Linked DNA regions of Homo sapiens: region 2 is linked to region 1. A link is a loop called in an ENCODE intact Hi-C map of the cell type or tissue named here. Cell type or tissue: transverse colon. All regions are shown on one strand. Each heading gives the region's core, and the rest is flanking DNA. Links, peaks and the distances in the headings are about the cores only.

What was found. Peaks named below come from ENCODE experiments on the same cell type or tissue, not always from the same donor. Only the 100,000 strongest peaks of a DNase experiment are listed, where the experiment ranks them.
Region 2: a loop joins it to region 1, with 15 times the contacts of the local background. A loop is called at or near these places in 1 of 110 quality-filtered maps.

Annotation. Positions count from the first base shown.
Region 1 is chr12:56,369,792-56,375,712 of GRCh38, forward strand. No RefSeq gene overlaps it. Among named protein-coding and RNA genes, the nearest start is that of APOF, 9.9 kb to the left of the region's middle. In transverse colon, for the core only: no CTCF peak of the experiment used is centred there; no DNase peak of the experiment used is centred there.
Region 2 is chr12:57,154,330-57,160,250 of GRCh38, forward strand. It overlaps LRP1 (LDL receptor related protein 1), which reads left to right. Exons shown (of 89, transcript NM_002332.3): 7 at 1-41; 8 at 150-372; 9 at 1,765-1,954; 10 at 2,448-2,591; 11 at 4,073-4,309; 12 at 5,496-5,676. Among named protein-coding and RNA genes, the nearest start is that of LRP1-AS, 9.7 kb to the left of the region's middle. In transverse colon, for the core only: no CTCF peak of the experiment used is centred there; no DNase peak of the experiment used is centred there; H3K27ac peaks cover 336 bases.

The sequences.
Region 1 (5,921 bases), core at 839-4,838:
AAATGATGAGTTAATGGGTGCAGCACACCAAGATGACATATGTATACATATGTAAAAAACCTGCACGTTGTGCACATGTACCCTAAAACTTAAAGTATTAAAAAAAAAAAGTCAAAGAAAAAAAAGAGCTCTCATCATTTAGAGATTCATACTGAAATACTTATGGATGAAAATATATTATTTGCTTGAAAATGGTGGAGGTGAGAAAATGTGGAGTATATGACTATGAATTGATAATTCTTGGAATTAGGTGATGAGAAATAGGTGTTTAATAGACTATTTTCTCTACTTTTTTATATATTTGAAATTTTCCATAATAAAAAGGTTTTTTTTTAAAAGAAAAGAAAACTACAAAACATTACTAAAAGAGATTAAAGGAGACTAAAGAAGATTAAAGAATGAGTTAAACCCAAAACTATTATAAGGAAGGAAATAATAGAGATTAGAGAAGAGATAAATAAAACAGAGAATACCTTTAGGCACAAATACTTGTGAAAAAATTAAAAATAGGCCCGGCAAGGTGGCTCATGCCTGTAATCCCAGCACTTTGGGAGGCTAAGGTGGGTGGATCACGAGGTCAGGAGATCGAGACCATTCTGTTAACACTGTGAAACCTCATCTCTACTAAAAATACAAAAAATTAGCTGGGCTTGGTGGCACACGCCTATAGTCCCAGCTACTCGGGAGGCTGAGGCAGGAAATTGCTTGAACCCAGGAGGTGGAGGTTGCAGTGAGCCGAGATCGTACCACTGCACTCACTCCAGCCTGGGCGACAGAGCAAGACTCCGTCTCAAAAAAAAAAAAAAAAAAAAAAAAAATTGTCTGGGCGCAGTGGCTCACACCTATAATCCCAGCACTTTGGGAGGCCAAGGCAGGTGGATCATCTGAGGTCAGGAGTTCAAGACCAACCTGGCCAACATGGTGAAATCCCGTCTCTACTAAAAATATAAAAATTAGCTGTGGTGGTGCATACCTGTAATCCCAGCTACTTGGGAGGCTAAGGCAAGAGAATTGCTTGAACCTGGGAGGTGGAGGTTGCGGTGAGCCAAGATCATGCCACTGCACTCCAGCCTGGGCAACAGAGCTAGACTCTGTCTCTAAATAAATAAATAAATAAAACAAAAAAACAAAAATTAGCCAGGCATGGTGGCAGATGCCTGTAACCCCCGTTACTTGAGAGGCTGAGGCAGGAGAATCACTGGAACAGGGGAGGCAGAGGCTTCACACCACTGCACTCCAGCCTGAGTGACAGAGGGAGACTCTGTCTCAAAATAATAATAAATAAATAAATAAATAATAATACAGATAAGAGAAAAACAATTGAGAAAATCAGTGCAACCAAAAGTTGGTTCTTCAAATAGATGAACAAAATTGACAAACCTTTAGCTACACTAACAACAAAAAAAGATAAAAAGACTCAAATTATTAAAGTTAAAATGAAAGTGGGAACATTACATTTTACAAAAATTAAAAGAATTATAAGAGTAATTAAACAATTACATGCCAACAAATTGGATAATCTAGATGAAATGAACAAATTCCTAGAAACATATATCTTACCAAGACTAAATCATGAAGTAATAGAAAATTTGAATTAAAGATATTGCATCAATAATCAAAAATCTCCCCAAAATGAAAAGCCCTGGACCAGATGGCTTCACTGGTGAATTCTGCCAAACATTTGAAGGAGAATTAATGCTAATGCTTCTCAAACTTTGCCAAAAGATCAAAGAGAAGGAACATTTCCTAACTCATTCCAGGGGTGAGCATTACCCTGATACCAAAGGCAGACATACACTAGGAAAAAAGAAAACATACACCAATATCTCCTATGAATACTGATGCAAAAATCCTCAACAAAATGCCAGCAAGCCAAATTTAGCAATGTATTAAAAGGATTATACACTGTGGGATTTATTCCTGGAATATAAAGGTGGCACAGTGTACGAAAAACAATCAATATAATTCACCACATTAACAGAATGAAGGAGAAAAATCATACAATCATCTTAATTGATGCAGAAAAAGCATTTGACAAAATTCAACACCCTTTCATGATGAAAACATTTAACAAACCAGGAATAAAAGGAAACTACCTCAATATAATAAAAGGCATGTATGAGAAAGTCATAACAAACATTATATCATACTCAATGGTGAAAGATTAAAGGCTATTCTGCTAATATCAGGAACAAGAAAAGGATGCCCACTTTTGCTAGTTCCATTCAACATAGCCCTAAAAGTTCTAGCCAGAGCAATTAGGCAAGAAAAGGAAATTAAAGGCATCCAGGTTGAAAAGGAAGAAGTGCAATTATCTCTTGTTCTTATGAATTTTTTTTTTTTTTTTTTTGGTGACGGAGTCTTGCTCTGTCGCCAGGCTGGAGTGCAGTGGCTCCTTCTGGGCTCACTGCAACCTCCGCCTCCCGGGTTCAAGCGATTCTTCTGCCTCAGCGTCCTGAGTAGCTGGGACTACAGGCACACACCACCACGCCCGGCTACTTCTTATGATTTTATATGTAGAAAACCCTAAAGATTTCACACAAAAAACTATTAGAACTGATAAATGAATTCAGCAAATTAGTGGATTACAAGTCAAGAAACAAGAACCACTTGCATCTCTACATATTAACAATGAGCCATTTGAAAATAAAATTTTGAAAACAATCCCATTTACAATAGGATAAAAATAAAATACTTAGGAATTAATTTATCCAAGGAGTTAAAAGGTTTATACAATGAAAACTATAAAACATTGCTGAAAGAAATTAAAGGAGATATAAATACATGAAAATGCATTCCATGTCCATGGATTAGAAGACTTACTATTGTTAAGAGGCCAACAGTACCCAAAGTGATCCACAGATTCAACGCAATCCCTATCAAAATCTCAATCATGTTTTTTTGCAGAAATTGAAAAGCCCATCCTAAAATTCATATAAAATCTCAAGGGACCCCAAATAGACAAAACAATATTGAAAACGAACAACTTCCTGATATCACAACTTACTGCAAAGCTACTATAAATCAAAACAGTGTGATATTGGCATAGCAGCAGACATATAGACCAATGGAATAGAATAGAGAGCCCAGAAATAAACTCTTGCATATATGGTCAAATGATTTTTGACAAGAGTGCCAAGACTATTTGATGAGGGAAAAGACAACCTTTCTAACAAATGTTGCCATAGGAAACTGGTATCTACCTGCAAAAAGATGAAGTTGAACCATGATTTAACACTATACAAATATTAACTCAAAATAGATCTAAAATCTAAATATAAGAGCTAAAACTATGAAGCTCTTAGAAGAAAACATAGAGGCCGGGCACGGTGGCTCATGCCTGTAATCCCAGCACTTTGGGAGGCCGAGGCGGGCAGATCATGAGGTCAGGAGATCGAGACCATCCTGGCTAACACAGTGAAACCCTGTATCTACTAAAAATACAAAAACAAAATTAGCCGGGTTTGGTGGTGGGTGCCTGTAATCCCAGCTACTCAGGAGGCTGAGGCAGGAGAATGGCATGAACCCGGGAGGCAGAGCTTGCAGTGAGCCAAGATTGCGCCACTGCACTCCAGCCTGGGCGACAGAGCAAGACTCCATATCAAAAAACAAACAAACAAACAAACTAAAAAACACAGGGCAAAATCTTCATGACATTGAATCTGGCAATGATTACTTGGATATAACACCAAAGACACAGGCAGCAAAAGAAAAAAATGGGCAAATTGGACCTCATGAAAATTTTAAAATTTTGTACACCAAAAGACAATATCAACAGAGTAAAAAGGCAATCCACAGAATGGGAGGAAATATTTGCAATTATATACCTAGTAAAGATTTATATCCAGAATAAATAGAGAACTCCTAAAACTCAACAAAAACAAAAATGGCCTGACTCAAAATGGGCAAAGGGCATGAACAGGCATTTCTCTAAGGAAGCTATACAGATGGCCAATAAGGACATGAAAAGATGTGCAACATCTCTAATCATTAGGGAAATGCAAATTAAAACTACAATGAGATACTATCTCACACCCACTAGGATAGCTATTATTTTTAAAAAGAGAAAACGACAAGTGTTGTCAAAGATGTGGAGAAAATGGAACCCTTGTGCTTTGTTGTTGGGAATGCAAAATGGTACAGGCCCTGTGGAAAACAGTATGGCAGGTCCTTAAATTTGTTTTGTTTTTTTTTTTGAGACAGAGTTTCACTTTTGTCACCCAGGCTGGAGTGCAATGTCGTGATCTTGGCTCACTGCAACCTCTGCCTCCTGGGTACAAGGATTCTCCTGCCTCAGCCTCCCAAGTAGCTGGGATTACAAGCATGCACCACCATGCCTGGCTAATTTTTTGTATTTTTAGTAGAGATGGGGTTTCACCATGTGGGTTAGCCTGGTCTCGAACTCCTGGCCTCAAGTGATCTGCCCGCCACCTCAGCCTCCCAATGTGCTGGGATTACAGGCAAAAGCCAGCGTGCCCGGCCCTTAAAAATTTTTAAATAGAATTGCCATACAATCTAGCAATTCCACTTCTGGATATATATCCCAGAGAATTGAAAGCAGGATTTCAAAAAGATATTTTCACATCTGTGTTCATAGCAGTACTATTCCCAATAGTCAAGAAATGGAAGCAACCCAAATGTCTCTCAATGAACGAATGGATTTTAAAAATCCACTTGGTGGTGGATGGCCACAGCGGTTCATGCCTGTAATCCCAGCATTTTGGTAGGTTGAGGCAGGTGGATCACTTGAGGTCGGGAGTTCAAGTCCAGCCTGGCCAACATGGTGAAACCCGTCTATACAAAAATAATATAAAAATTAGCCAGGCATGGTGGCAAGTGCCTGTAATCCCAGCTACTAGGGAGGCTGAAGCAGGAGAATCACTTGAACCCAGGAGGCAGAAGTTGCAGTGAGCCGAGATTGCACCTCTGCACTCCAGCCTGGGCGACAGAGTGAGACTCTGTTTCAAAAAAAAAAAAAAAAAAAAAAAAAAAGTGCATACATGCAATGGAGAATTATTCAGCTTTAAAAAGGAAGGAACAGGATGGGCAACTTAGTCAGGTCCGGTCTCTAAAAAAAATAAATAAACAAAATTAATGGGGTGTGGAGATTCATGCCTGTGGTCCTAGCTACTCAGGAGGCTGAAGTGGGAGAATTGCTTGAGGCCCAGAGGTCGATGTCCATCCTGGGTGTCAGAGTGAGGCCCCATCTCTTAAAAAAAAAAAAAGGAAGGAAGGAAATTCTGACACAAGCTACAACATGGATGAACTTTGAGGCTATTATGATAAGTGAAATCAGCCAATTACAAAAAGACAAATCCTGTATAATTCCACTTATGTGAGGTATTTACAGTACTCAAATTCATAGAAACAAAGTGGAAGGGTGGTTGCCACAGGCTTCAGGGAGGGGAAGATAGGCAGCTGTTGTTTAACCAATATGCAGTTTCCATTTTGCAAGAGAAAAAGTTCTGAATGTGGGTTGTACAACAATGTAAATATACTTACCACTACTGAACTGTACACTTAGAAATGGTTGTGGGCTGGGCACAGTGGCTCATGCCTGTAATCCCAGCACTGTGGGAGGTCGAGGTGGGCAGATCACCTGAGATCATGAGTTTGAGACCAGCTTGGCCAACATGGTGAAACCCCGCCTCTACTAAAAATACAAAAGTTAGCCAGGTGTGATGGCAGGCACCTGTAATCTCAGCTACTGCGGAGGCTGAGGCAGGGAGAATTGCTTGAGCCCGAGAGGTGGAGGTTGCAGTGAGCTGAGATTGTACCACTGCACTCCAGCCTGGGTGACAGCAAGACTCTGTCAAAAAAAAAAAAAAAGAAAGAAAGAAAAAAAGAAATGGTTATGATGATAAATTTTGTTATGTGTTTTTTTTTTCTTTTCTTTTGAGACAGGGTCTTTGTCACCCAGG
Region 2 (5,921 bases), core at 734-4,733, 780 kb after region 1:
CTCTACAACCCCAAGGGCATTGCCCTGGACCCTGCCATGGGGTGAGAGTGGCAGGCGGGGTTCTGGCCCTGGAAGGTGGGAGGCTGAGGCTACAGTGGTAAGGAGGGTGCCCAATGTCCAGACCCCATTTAACATGCATCTTCCCACAGGAAGGTGTTTTTCACTGACTATGGGCAGATCCCAAAGGTGGAACGCTGTGACATGGATGGGCAGAACCGCACCAAGCTCGTCGACAGCAAGATTGTGTTTCCTCATGGCATCACGCTGGACCTGGTCAGCCGCCTTGTCTACTGGGCAGATGCCTATCTGGACTATATTGAAGTGGTGGACTATGAGGGCAAGGGCCGCCAGACCATCATCCAGGGCATCCTGGTGAGGGAGCTACTGTCTGAGGTTTTGTGGGGGAACCATGATCCAGGGCCTTCTGGTGAGGGGGGAAGCCTCTGTAGGGGAACCGTTCTCTGAGTCTCCTGGTAAAGAGCGTGGATGCCCCAGGCCTCTAGTGGGAGTGGGGTGGGCTTGAATACTGCAGAGAAAGGACAAGATACGGGTTCCACTGTGATGGGAACAGTCATTTTAGAAACACCACTTCTGTTTACTTCCTGTTTCTCATTTGACCCTTATAATAACCCCTAGCTGATGAACAGGGAGGTGGTTCAGTTCCCTTTCAGCAGATGAAAAAGCAGGATCAAAGAGGTTAGGTGATTTGCCTGTGTTTACAAAGCCGGGTGATAGCACTGGAACTTGTTCTAGAAGCCTTGCTGGCTCAGAGGTGGCATCTCCATTGTGGGATAATTAGTGTGAGCAACCAGCCCAGTTTGCCTAGGACTGTCCCAGTTTTAGCCCTGAAAGTCTGGTAAGCCAGCAAACCCTTACCTTTGTCTTAGGCAAACTAGGACAGTTGGCCACCGCAGATAAGCTATGTGGGTAGTCAGGGGTGTTACAGGACTTGCTTGGGGCAAGTGTGTCCTCTTAGCCCTCATAACAGACTAAGAATGTCCTCTGTGGACAGAGTTTAGAGCCCATCTCTAATTCAGTCTAAAATCACTAAAGTGTCTAACGAGTGCCTAATTCTGTGAAGGACAGGGTTTCTGCCCTCAAGGGGTCTGAGTAGAGTGGGTGAGATAAGTCCACAAATCACTGTGCCAGACACGGATAGATAGCAGTGTCACGGAGGATGTATAGAAGGAGAAAACATCTCTGGTTAGAAGATTCCATAAATTCTTTAAAGACATGCTCTGTAGAGGATGAGTGGGATCTTGGTAAGCAAAAATCTTCAGAATAGGTTAGTCCAGCCAGAGGAGACAGGAGTAAAGCATTGAGTTAAAAAATGGTGGGGCCAGGCACGGTAGCCCACACCTGTAATCCCAGCACTTTGGGAGGCTGAGGCAGGAGAAGTGCTTGAGCCTCGGAGGTCGAGACCAGCCTGAGCAACATAGGGAAACCCCATCTCTACACAAAATTTGTTTTAATTAGCCAGGTGTGGTGGTATGTTCCTGTAGTCCCAACTACTCAGGAGGCTGAAGCAGGAGGGCCGCTTAAGCCCAGGAGGTGGAGACTGCAGTGAGCCGTGATCGTGCCATTGCACTTCAGCCTGGGTGACAGAGTGAGGTCCCGTCTCAAAATAAATAAATAAAAATTAAAAACTACAGGATGAATTGGGGAATGCAGGTCATGAAGTCTGGAGGAAGCTGAGGGGATCTCCAGGACAGAGGGAGGAACCCCTGTCATCTCATGCTGTCCATTCTTGCCTGCCCGTCTCAGATTGAGCACCTGTACGGCCTGACTGTGTTTGAGAATTATCTCTATGCCACCAACTCGGACAATGCCAATGCCCAGCAGAAGACGAGTGTGATCCGTGTGAACCGCTTTAACAGCACCGAGTACCAGGTTGTCACCCGGGTGGACAAGGGTGGTGCCCTCCACATCTACCACCAGAGGCGTCAGCCCCGAGGTGAGCAGGGCTCCATGGCCCCTCCAAAGCTGGCTTTACCCCATGATGGCTCTGGGACCTTGGGATCACAGCCCCTCTCTGGGCCCTCCTGTGGGGACCCTGGCTTCTTTCATGTCATGACCGATTCTCCTAGCCAGCCACTCGGGCTACCTGCCCTGGCCCCTCAGCTTCCCCTGCCAGCCCCCATCCACCCACTCAGCCTCCAGATCCCACTCTGTCCCTCCCATTCCCCTTGCCAGTCTGGAGCAGTAGCACCTGGCCATGGGCAACCCTGGAACTCTCTTCCCTGACTACTGAAGCCCCCACTCCAAGAGTTTGAAGGCTGGGTTGTTGGGGGGCAGAGGGTTTCCACCCCTGTGGCTTCCAAATCCTAAAATGGGATAGCAAGCACAAAGACCACAGCAGCAGGGGGTGTGGTCAGATTCAGGAAGCCTTCTCAAGGCCTGGCACAGGGGCTCTGAGGGGTCCTAACAGCTCTTCACCCTGCCCCCAGTGAGGAGCCATGCCTGTGAAAACGACCAGTATGGGAAGCCGGGTGGCTGCTCTGACATCTGCCTGCTGGCCAACAGCCACAAGGCGCGGACCTGCCGCTGCCGTTCCGGCTTCAGCCTGGGCAGTGACGGGAAGTCATGCAAGAGTGAGTGACAGGGAAGGGGGTGTGTGCCCATTGGGAGGCTGCGGGAGGGTTCCTCAGGTGTCCCCCACAGCCCGGCTGCCTCTGTCTGACATGCAGGGAGATGAAGGAAGTGTCCCAGAGTGTACCTGCTAGTGAGGGCAGAGATGGGACTTGAATCCATATTCGAAAAAAGTGCTTTTCTCACTCACCCACCGGACTCTGCAGAAAACTAAACTGATTCATTCAGCAAGTGTCTAGTGAGCAGTGAGCACTCACTACATGTTTGGCACTGTTCTGGTCATCAGGATTAAGCAGCGAACGAGATAGATGTTGTCCCTGGCCTCATGGAGCTTATAGTCTAGTTGGGGAAACAAATAAATGTAACTTTAGGTGGTAATAAGTGGTTATGAAGAAAATAAAACAGAGAATAGTCAGGCGTGGTGGCTTATGCCTGTAATCTCAGCACTTTGGGAGGCCGAGGCAGGCAGATCACTTGAGGTGAGGCGTTCCACACCAGGCTGGCCAACATGGTGAAACCCCGTCTCTACTGAAAATACAAAAATTAGCTGGGTGTGATGGTGCGTGCCTATAATCCCAGCTATTGGGGAGGCTGAGACAGGAGAATCACTTGAACCTGGGAGGTGGAGGTTGCAGTGAGCTGAGATGGCGCTACCACACTCCAGCCTGGATGACAGAGCGAGACTTCATCTCAAAAAATTAAAAATAAATGAATAAATAAAGCAGAGAATAGAGTTAATGAGGAGAGCAAGGGCCTCTCTGAGGATGTGGTGTTTGAGCCAAGCTCTCTGTGAAATGAAGAGGGCAACCATGTAACTCCCTGAGGGAGGAGCATGTCCGGCAGAGGAAATCAACAGTGCAAAGGCCCTGAGGCCAGTGTGAGTGTGGCAAGCCAGAGGAACAGCACGAAGGCCAGCGGGGCTGAGTGGTGTGAGGGCAGAGAAGGAGGCAGGGGTTGGATTTTATTATATCTGGGATAGGAAGCTCATAGTGACTTTTGAGAATGGAAGTGACATGATTGGATTCACATTTGTATAAAAGTCACGCTGCTACTGGGTGGGGGATGGGCAGTAGGGAAGTAGCCAGAAGACTTTCAGTGTAGTGGGCAAGAAGTGATGTGGTTTACACTAGGATGGCAGCAGAGGAAGTGGTAAACAGTGATGTGACTCCAACATATTTTGAAGGTACTCCTTTTATACCACTGATTTCATGACTGATCAGTGGGCACTTAGCTGAAAACCTGCTATTCTTCCCTCATTTCCTACCCTTGGAGTGCAGAGGTCAGACCCCAGGGTATTGCGGCCAGGACCCATCGTCCTGTATGTTAGCGTGTGCGTGGTCTGTCCATCTGACCCAGAGCCTCGCATCCCTAACGTCTCCTGACCCATCACAGCTAGGGCATTGCAGCCCCTTGGCCGCAGCCCCTGGGTGGGGATGATGGTCATGTGTGTGTCTGACTGTACCCTGGCTTGTGCCTGCTCTAGAGCCGGAGCATGAGCTGTTCCTCGTGTATGGCAAGGGCCGGCCAGGCATCATCCGGGGCATGGATATGGGGGCCAAGGTCCCGGATGAGCACATGATCCCCATTGAAAACCTCATGAACCCCCGAGCCCTGGACTTCCACGCTGAGACCGGCTTCATCTACTTTGCCGACACCACCAGCTACCTCATTGGCCGCCAGAAGATTGATGGCACTGAGCGGGAGACCATCCTGAAGGACGGTATGGGCTCCTAGGGATGTGGCCCATGGGGATGGAAGGGGGCTGGGGCCCAGGCATCTGTTTCTCGGTGCCCTCTCAGCAGGATGGTCCCCTGCTGACTGGCTGGCTGCACTGGTTGGCATGGAGATGAGGGGATAGACAGATTGACCCCTGTGTGACCCCCTTCTTGGCTGAGCCAAAGAGGCAGGGTTAGGATGGGTTAGGCAGCATGGGCCGTCCTTGCCAGCCCTTGGGAAAACTCAGGGTCTGTCTGCATTGGCTTAGAGCCCTGGAGCTGCACACAGCACACAGCCAGGGGACAACTGAGGTCTTGAATTGGAGACAGGCCTGCCAGATCAAAACAGGGCACACCCACATGTATGTGCGCACACAGGGTCTGTGCAGCTGACCTTGCAGTCGCCAAAAACTGCATGCTAATGTGTCCTGAGAAAATTGTGTTTTGTGAGTTGCATCCAGGTCTTCCCTCTGAGCTGCTTGGGCAGGTTCACAGTGCATTGTCTTTTTAATGTCTATGTGAAGGATTCTGAGCTGTACGAGTTCTGCCCCAAATCTGCACTTGGGCCTCAGGATCAGGCCGCCTCCCCATCAATCTGGTGGATGCCAGTTATAACCTTTGCCCTGCACCCCATCCACACTGTAGTTCAGAGAAAATCAACAGTCAGCAATCATATCACAAGACTTTGGGGAAATCAAAAGTAACTCATCAGGAAAAGATTAGGGGTCCCTATACCAAGGGAACTGCTATTTAAAGGACACTTGGAGTGAAGGCTTTGGCTAAGTGAAAAATCACTTCCTAATTTATTCATTTTGTTAGTTCAGGATTTTTAGGCCTAGGATATGATGTCACACTTGTGCCCAGAGCCACATGCCCGTTGTTTCAGCTCTCCATGCAGGCACGGGCCAGATGCCCTCACACGAGAGCCCACATCAGCCATGTAGTTTACCATCTGCCACGTGTGGTTTTGAGAGGCTAGCCCTGATACAAATGGCAGCACACAGGGCTTTCCCCTATTCCTTTTCCAGCCTCCTGTCCCTACCCCCACCCATCTGTCTAGGGCCCCAGAGGGTCCCTGCACCCCTCTGTAGCCCAGACTGCTCAAAGGTACCTGAGTCCGGGAGGGCCAGAGGCAGGCAGCTTTGAACTTCCTTTGAAGCTGTTCATCACTGGTCCCTCTTCCCCCAACAGGCATCCACAATGTGGAGGGTGTGGCCGTGGACTGGATGGGAGACAATCTGTACTGGACGGACGATGGGCCCAAAAAGACAATCAGCGTGGCCAGGCTGGAGAAAGCTGCTCAGACCCGCAAGACTTTAATCGAGGGCAAAATGACACACCCCAGGGCTATTGTGGTGGATCCACTCAATGGGTGAGTCCTCCCAGGCCTTGGGGTGGGAGGAGCTGGGAGTGTGTGGGCCTCAGATAACTGGAGGATGAAATGGACAGGGAAGCAGGGGAAGGCAGGTGAGGCGGGATACTTTAGCAGGAATGAGAGTCTGCAAGGGGAGAAGGAGTCCCTGTCTTCAGGGAAATGGGAGTGATTCCTTAAACATAGAAGAAATCTGATCCTGTCACTCCCAGTTCAGGGCCTTCCACCAGCTCCCCTTACCCTGA